Linked DNA regions of Homo sapiens: all the other regions are linked to region 2. Evidence: chromatin contacts called from ENCODE Hi-C or POLR2A ChIA-PET data. All regions are on one chromosome and are shown on one strand. The core of a region is the stretch at or near the end of the contact, and the rest is flanking DNA. Distances in the headings are between cores, read along the strand shown. Region 1 overlaps EHF (ETS homologous factor). Region 2 has its middle 36 kb from the start of LDLRAD3. Region 3 has its middle 430 kb from the start of LINC02760.

The links. Hi-C counts contacts between places; a loop is a spot of excess contacts on that map. ChIA-PET counts read pairs that join two places held with the same protein, here RNA polymerase II (POLR2A). Pooled maps may share reads with other maps.
Region 1: a loop to region 2 is called in a map with no recorded cell type, with 7 times the contacts of the local background. The contact joins two enhancer-like sites. A Hi-C loop is called at or near these places in 1 of 37 single-sample maps with no recorded cell type and 2 of 50 pooled maps. POLR2A ChIA-PET finds 5 or more read pairs at or near these places in 1 of 52 experiments (naive thymus-derived CD8-positive, alpha-beta T cell).
Region 3: a map with no recorded cell type shows a loop between it and region 2 (15-fold over the local background). The contact joins two enhancer-like sites. A Hi-C loop is called at or near these places in 3 of 37 single-sample maps with no recorded cell type and 2 of 50 pooled maps.

What each region holds. Positions count from the first base shown.
Region 1 is chr11:34,652,611-34,655,310 of GRCh38, forward strand. The region is part of intron 6 of EHF (ETS homologous factor); the gene reads left to right. Among named protein-coding and RNA genes, the nearest start is that of EHF, 33 kb to the left of the region's middle. Within about 2 kb of position 1,383, at least 20 of the 41 ENCODE cell types and tissues checked have a DNase peak (open chromatin) inside an H3K27ac peak, as active enhancers do.
Region 2 is chr11:35,906,924-35,909,641 of GRCh38, forward strand. No RefSeq gene overlaps it. Among named protein-coding and RNA genes, the nearest start is that of LDLRAD3, 36 kb to the right of the region's middle. Within about 2 kb of position 1,293, at least 8 of the 41 ENCODE cell types and tissues checked have a DNase peak (open chromatin) inside an H3K27ac peak, as active enhancers do.
Region 3 is chr11:37,502,920-37,505,619 of GRCh38, forward strand. No RefSeq gene overlaps it. Among named protein-coding and RNA genes, the nearest start is that of LINC02760, 430 kb to the right of the region's middle. RefSeq lists an enhancer at 1,656-2,700. Within about 2 kb of position 1,317, at least 3 of the 41 ENCODE cell types and tissues checked have a DNase peak (open chromatin) inside an H3K27ac peak, as active enhancers do.

The DNA of each region.
Region 1 (2,700 bases), core at 133-2,632, 1.3 Mb before region 2:
AATGGCACTTAGACATCAGTCACAAGTGATAGTGCCTCTCTCCTGGAATTAAATTTGGAGCAACTTCAGAAATGGGATTTAATTGGGTCTTTGTGAAAGAAATTAGTCTGCAACCCTTCCTTCCTCTTTTTTTCTGTTTTTGTTTTTGCTTTTGAGAACTGAAATAATGAAAGGTTTTGGTTTGAGGTTTTGTTTGGGTCAAGCCCCTTAAATGAGATGGGGCTGGGAGCCAATGTAAATGCTTCTGGAATTGAGATTAAGAGCTGAGGCCAGCATAGCTCTCGACTTCTCCTTCCCCCAGTGGTCCTTAGCATTATGTGTCACTTGAGGTATTTGTTAAAATTAGGGAATAGATCAAACACTGGCAAGGCTTGGCTGTGTATTTGCTATTCTGGGGGAACTGAGCCAACCGGGGTAAAATTTCTGTGGCAATCATTGCCACTCAGTCAAGACCATGGGGTTCAGGGCTGAGGAAACCTCCCAAGTCACACTCTGAGTTCCTCTGCGACTTCCTACAGTGTCATCTCCCACATCCTTCCATCCTTCCATCCTTCCATCCTTCCATCCTTCCATCCTTCCATCCTTCCACTTGGGTCTTTGACTTACGGCAAAAAATTCCAACTAAGAATAAAGCTGAACCAACCACTTCCTGAGCCTCAGGGGCTAGTAGGTCTTGAGGCACCCGGGAAACAAAAACATCATAGTTACAGCTCTGCTGCCCTGACAGCTGGGCCATCCTCTTTTCTACATCTTGACTTACACCTTCTAGAATCTCAAAATCAATAGGGGCCTTAGAGGCCAGTTTCTGCTTTTGCATTTGCAGTAGCAAGGAACTCGCTCTCTCCTGAGTCCACCGATTGTATTTTTCAATAGTCCTTCTTAAGATGGGCTCAGGAATCTTCTCTCCTTACCCTTCTGATCCTTGTTTGCTGCAGCTCCCCATTTCTATCCTGTGATTGTAACCCAGGCTGGAAAATGAGATCAATCACCCAGGCCCTAAAGAATCAATGCAGTCTCTGGGGTTGGTGTATTCATTGGGGTAATAGCCCTTCAGTAGGATAGTTAATTACAGCCTTATATGGGTCAGTTTCTTTCAGAATAGTTTATAGTCTCTACTGCATGGAAGCAGAACCCCGGAAAAACCTTGGTCATTTGCCTGAGTCTTTATTTTTCGAGCTCCCATGTAATTGAATGCAGTGAAATATCTTTCTATGTTTTAATGCTAGTTACCAGCTGAGCTAAGGCGAGGCCCAGCGTAAACTGATGCCCTCTGTGATAAACGCAGGTGGGGAAATAGGCTTTGTTTTGATTTCTCTGTCATCTGCCCATTTCATAAAATGCCCGCTGCCGGTGTCCTGTTCTGCTCGACAGTCCTCCAGCCTGTCATGCCAGCTCGGGCTTGATGTGTTTATCCACTGACTTGTTGAGCCTAAAGCTAGGGTGGCACGGTCTATTAGAACACTGAAATTTGTATATCCCGTAAAGAAATGGCTCACAGCTGAATCATATGCAAATGCTTCTAATCTTTGCTTCTTGCGAAGCAGCTTAGCTGAAGTCACGCTCTCTCACTTGCATCACAAACCTGTGGCTTGTTGCTGCCCCTGCCTGGACTGGATAGGACCTTGGCCTGGAGTGCCTGGGAGCCAAGCAAGAGAAAGCCAGGCTGGACAACTTCTCCAGGGCAAGCCATTATTTTATAAGAATGAATCACTTAACCACATGGCTAACTTCAAAGGTCTTGACTTTTATCCTAGGGCAGAAGAAGGACACATATTAAAGAGAGGTTAAAGATCAAAAGATATCAGTGGTAAAGCAGGCCAGTGATTCCACGGCTTACCCCTGCACACTGCAACAGGCAGAGAGGTCTGGAAGAAATTAGGTTCTTCTTTTGCCTTTGACTGCTTATTCCCCTTTATGATGATGGAAAGATTTTTATTTGGGGATTAAAAAAAGAACGTTCCTAGCTGGGTGGAGCCTAGCTTGGGTAAACGGCTGACAACTCAAAGAATATTTCCTCATGGTTTATCTAGTGTAGAGGTTTTAGAGTCCATGGACTGCTGCATGGGCCACAGCCCCCTGAAATTGTTGACAAAATTTCATGTGTACATATATGTGCATTTTTTTCTGAGGAGAGGGTCCAAGGTTTTCGTCTTATTCACAAAGGCACCTGAACTCTGAAGTAACTGATTCTAGATCAACTAGGAACCCACAAACAATAATTGAGGCCAATATACTGAGAGACTCTTGTATTTTTCTGAATTCAACTCCTGGCTCTGAAATAATGGCCCTGCATCCCTCCTGGATGTCATTTGAAAATGAGCTTTGCTTGTGGCCTGCTGGGTAAATGCCACTCTTTGTCTGCAGTACAACGTGGCCCTGTCAGAGTGATGTATCACTTGGAAACCGGGGTGGATGCCAGACCTGTCGCAATATTGTCACATCCTGATGGGATGTTGCAACCTCACCCTGCAACCTACAGGGAGGGAGAGTGAAGTCTCCTTGCATTTCCTGTGAATTTGTCCTCTCGGATTTCAGAGAAACCCAAGTCAGGTGCAGGCCCTGCTAGTGACAATGCCAGGAGAGAAATTCTTAACCAGGATGAGAGGTTTCTTGTTTACTGAGGTCTTATTAAATCCCTCTCTCCATCCTGCCATGACGTTTCGAGAAATTGCTGGGAACACTGAGTCTTGATTAGCTGGG
Region 2 (2,718 bases), core at 43-2,542:
AGGAGTGTTCCTATGAGTTTCTTTTCATCACTGAGAATAAAAAAATCTTTGCAAAAGGCCTATCAGCAGACTGTCTATCGAGTTTTAGTGGCTAGAATTGTATCACATGCTTATGTCTAAGCCACTAACTAGACAGCAAATAGGATCACAATGCACCTATTAGACTAATTTACATCTAAACACAGGGATGGGGGTTATCTATGACTGATAAGATGATGGAGCAGACACCCAAGTAAATGTGTGGTACGGTCAACTTAGAAGAAAAGAGAATAGGCTGTTAGGTAGGCAAGCATCTGTGTCTGCTATAATTGACATGAAAGGTAAAATAAGTTTGGTCTAATTGAATTTTTTGGCTTAACTATGGTATGTATATATTTAAAAAAACCTTCTTACTTTCATTTTTTAATAGGCAGAATGTTGTTCTGCTGCCCAGACTGGGGTTCAGTAGTGTGATAATAGCTCACTGCAACCTTGAACTCCTTCAAGAGATCCTCCTGCCTCAGCCTCCTGAGTAGCTGGGACTTCAGGCATGCACCACCATGCCTGGCTAATTTGTTTTTATTTTTATTTTTGTAGAACGGGGTCTCATTATGTTGCCCAGGCTGGTCTCAAACTCCTGGGCTCAAGTGATCCTCCCACCTCAGCCTCCCAAAGTGTTGCAATTACAAGTGTGAGCCACCATGCTAAGCCAAAACCCTTTTAGATTCTGGCTCTGGCTGTTAAAAATTATTCTATATTAGTTCACTTCCCCCCTACTACTTAAACTGGAATGACACCTTTGGTGTGTCTATACCTAATGACACTCACCTTTCCCCACCCTTTGAAACTCCTCTTTTATTTCCATCCTCAGGATCTTAGGAGTAAGCCTCCTTCACCTGTGTTTGTGCAATGCTGTCTTCCTAGCCACAGATGATTGGAGCTGAGGTGTACAGCGGAACTTAGCTAAACCAATCAGCTTCTTTCTCTGAGAATTTCAAATTGGGGGAAACTCTGGTTGCATCAGTCTCTTCATGCGCTTGGATCTATAACATAACCTCTAGAATTGTGGGGCAGCAATTTTTCTGCCATTTGGGACAAGAAGCAAAAACTAGTGTAAGGGAAAGTAAAAATGAAAAAGATATACAGTGAGTAGTTTCTACAAGTTTTGGCTCCATAAGGCACTTTGAACTACCCCTTCACCACACACAGGCACGTGTACACACACACCTCAAAATGCATATGCAAGCCAGCTTGAGGCAGCTTATGTTACTTGCAACCAAACAGTCCTAACCAAAAAGGAACACAGTGTCCCTTTTCAGAGATGATTGAGGATCTTGCAGAATGCTAGGGTCATCCTGAAGAACTGCCAGTTCTCATTTCCTTTGTGCATAGAAAACTGAAGACAATGAGTCATACCTGTCATAAATTCACCCCAGACCTTGCTACAGACGTTGCCTTTGTTTGATTTAAATCTTCACTATTGGTTTGGTTTCTAATACTTTTTACTCTTTTTTCTAAAAGTATTCAACAAAACACTCAACAGTAACAACAACAAATAACTGTGTATTATGTGAATGGGAGGTGTTATGTTGTGTCTTGGAGAGGCAGGGAATGGGACTAATATCTATTGAGTTCCAACAATTTGCTTTGCATGTATTGTTTACTTTTATCCTTATCACACACTACCTACTAGTAATAACAAAACGAGGCCATGCCTGGTGGCTCATGCCTGTAATCCCAGCGCTTTGGGAGGCCGAGGTGGGTGGATCACTTGAGATCAGGAGTTTGAGACCAGCCTGGCCAACATGGTGAAACCCGGTCTCTACAAAAAATAAAAAATTAGCTGGGCGTGGTGGTGGGAACCTATAATCCTAGCTTCTTGGGAGGCTGTGGCAGGAGAATCACTTGAACCCGGGAGGTGGAGGTTCCAGTAAGCCGAGATCGTGCCACTGCACTCCAGCCTGGGAAACATAGTGTGACTCCATCTCAAAAAAAAATATGTGTGTATATGTGTGTGTGTGTGTGTGTGTGTGTGTGTGTATTTATAACAAAACCATTTTACTAGTGTGGAAGCTGAGTCTCAGAGAAGTACATTGATTTTGTTAAAGTCACACAGCTAGAAAGCCATGGAAGATTTTAAGCCCAGGCTCCAGAGAATCAAAGTTGATGATGTTTTCACTATTCCACGTTGTTAAACAGAAAAAAAAAAAGTGCTTTGATTAACCATCCTGTTAGGTAGACTCTGATTAACTGACATCTGACTCTGGCTATTTTTATTCTCACAATATAGGATATTCTCTACCATCAGGGAGAGAAACAGAGACAGGGAGAATGACCTTGTAGCACCAGATCTATTACGGATATTTCTGCATTTTTAAAATTTCTAAATTAAGCACTGCTACCTCTGGTAAAAACAGAGGATAACATTTTTTAACATGTGGAACAAACAAACGCCAGGGAAGATTAAATGAGGGGCACAAGATCCTTAGAGACAGAAGCACTTTGTAGCCATCCCTTCTCGCTGTCTTAGTAGGTGTACATTCTCAAGCTGTTGATTTTTCTTGACTAATTAAAGATGATTGGAGTTTTAGAGTTTGGCTTTATTTTTGTTTTTCTCCATCTTTCACATATCCCAACTCACACACTGTCTGCTGCTGCCAATTAGCAAGAACGTGGGAGAAGAGTTAGTCCTGGCTATAACCAGGCTGGATACAAACCTGTCACAATGAGATTAGGGAT
Region 3 (2,700 bases), core at 67-2,566, 1.6 Mb after region 2:
ATCTCCTGCACCACACTATCAAGAGAATGATAGGGCCAGATAAGAGCATTCAGCTAAAATCTCATGTGCTATATTACAGAGTCATCCTGGGAAGATGTAAAACCACATGACTCTGACTATTGTAGTGGGTAATAGTGGAAACTTACTCTTCTTATTTTTTCTTCTGATCTAGAGCCTTGTACTTGCACTAATTTTTAATCATTGAAACTCTATTGAAAGGTATCCGTATCAGACAGTGATCTGGGCTTCTGAAGATCATTTTTTATACCCAAATGATATTTTCTCATAAGGTAGATAGGATAGATATCAATAAAGTATGTGGTTTCATTTGAATGGGATCCAGTGTTCCTAATGTGAAACAAATGAGGATTGTTCTTGTATAGGAAGCCACAGCCCAAATTCAAGAGACAGAGACTGTACACCAACAATGTGAAGATGCTCAGGATTAATGTTATGACCAGTGTTTGCACAAGGAGCCAAGTAAGCGAAAAGAAGCAGCAGATCTGGAACCTGTGAGAAAGGCCCCACCCTATCTTTGAAATTTAGGGTGACATATCAGGGTGCTGTGAATTTCAACTGAGCGGCTTGTTAACTGTGGGGCCCCATGTCTCAGAAACTCATTTCCTTCACCCAGGGACAATAATTGGTCTTGCTTCATTGGGTTGTTGTAGGGAATAAATGTGTGACTATAAAACATTACCTAGTTTCTACTACACATTAATAGTATATGCTAAATGTTGGCATCCTCTGCTAGCCACTTTCTGTTCCACAAGTGAAAATGGGGGAAGAAACAAGTAGTATTGCATAAATATAAATGTTGGCTTTTAGACTCAGAGTTCAGTAACCCCGTATCTTTGGTTTCATTGTGTTGCTCTACCAAATGTAATCACTACAATATATCAGTATGTTGACCTTCAATGAAAGCCATTATTATAAGCCTTTCTGGTTCATTTCCTGCTGACATCTATAGCACAAGTGACAGTATCATAGGGGATGGAGACAATTTAAAGCAGAGATGTGAATGCAGTGGGAAAGTGCCTGCAATCCAGACTTTTGGAGGGAAATACATGCAGCTTTGGGGTTTCATCTTACAATAACCACATTCATTTGGTAACATCCTTATCAAAATCAGGGGCATTTTGTGTCTTCATTAATCTATAAAGTCTTAGCACAACTATTAGGCTTTGGAAGTAACAACGACAGCATGTGGACCTCATCACATCCTTACTAGACCCCAAGCGGTAACCACTGCTCTAAAGTTAGTAACAGCTGATTCATAATCAAATAAGCTGAGGTTGAAAGTGAGAGGAAGCACTATTTTTGCTCTGGCAACCTGGAGTAAAGAATGTGGCCCTCTATGTTTGATGATTGTTCCACTGACTGAGTGTGGCAATAAGTAATGACTCAGAGCTGCCTCCTTCCTTGCCCTCAGAGCTGAAAGCATCCCTATTAAATTGAAGACCAGTGCTTTGCTTTCATTACAGTGGGGACTGCTCTTGCCAAAAGGGAATTTTCCTTAATTAATGAGAAAGGACTCTTTTCAAGCGCTACACAATGAGGTCATTGCAATGCAACTTTCTCAGCAAAGAGCAGTCTGTCTCTGAATACTGGACTTTGTAGCTGAGGTGGAGAGGCACTTTAGTGTAATTGTTAAGATGATAGGCTTTGGAGTCAGAACAACTGGCTAGCAAATATTGGCTGTCAGCGAATTTTTCAGTAATCTTGAGCATGTTATTTCACTTCTCTAAGCCTTGGTTTCCTTCTCAGCAACTGCAGATATATCATTTCTTATCTCATAGAATTGTTATTGAGATTAAACAAGATAAGAAGAGTAAAGCACTTATCACAGTGTTTGGGACATACTGGGTAATTATTAAGTGGTATCTATTTTATCTCAACATTGTTGTTAGTCTCTTTTTTTGGACTCATTAATGGAAGGTATATATTTTCATAAAATATGTGCCCAGGAGAAAAAGGATCAAAGGCACTCTTTATTATTCGTCATGAGTTAATGTCAAACCCTTATTACTTCCTGCATAGATTTCTAAATTATAGCTTCATAAAAACTACAGCCTAAGTAGTTATGACAAATTAGTTTTTTCTCATGGAATGTTGAGAAGGAATCTGAGACAAGACCTATGCTCACTGAAACCGAGGGCTATGATTCATAATGATATCAGCTGTGGGGGAAAAAAATGGGACCTGAGGGAACGCACGCCACCCACCCTCTATCTATGGCTAAGATAAGCAAACAGCCATCATCTTATTGGAATGAAGCAAACTGAAACCTGGATCTATTTAGTGTTAATGTTATGTAGCAGTTCTCTCTGATAATTGCCAAGTCACCAGTATTGGGTCTTGCCCTTTTAGTTTTGAGGAAATTATTTCAGATGATTGCTGTGTGTGGTATAAGCTAAGTCTGTGATTTTCAGTTTCAGAAATATATTTTAAAATTATTCAACCAATATTTCTTAACTGCTTTTTTAACACACCTTGAGTAATTACCTTTTTAAAATGCTGAGAAAATGGTGATAAATTTATACTTGTTGTGCAGCATCTCAATATTGTAAACCAAAAATAAAATTCTAAGACTCCCAACCAATTGAATGGATCCCGCCTCTCAGCCAAGGACATTCCAAAGTAAACCTGAAAAACTAGTTCAGGCCGTGATGGAAATGAGGGATTAGACATGCCTCATTA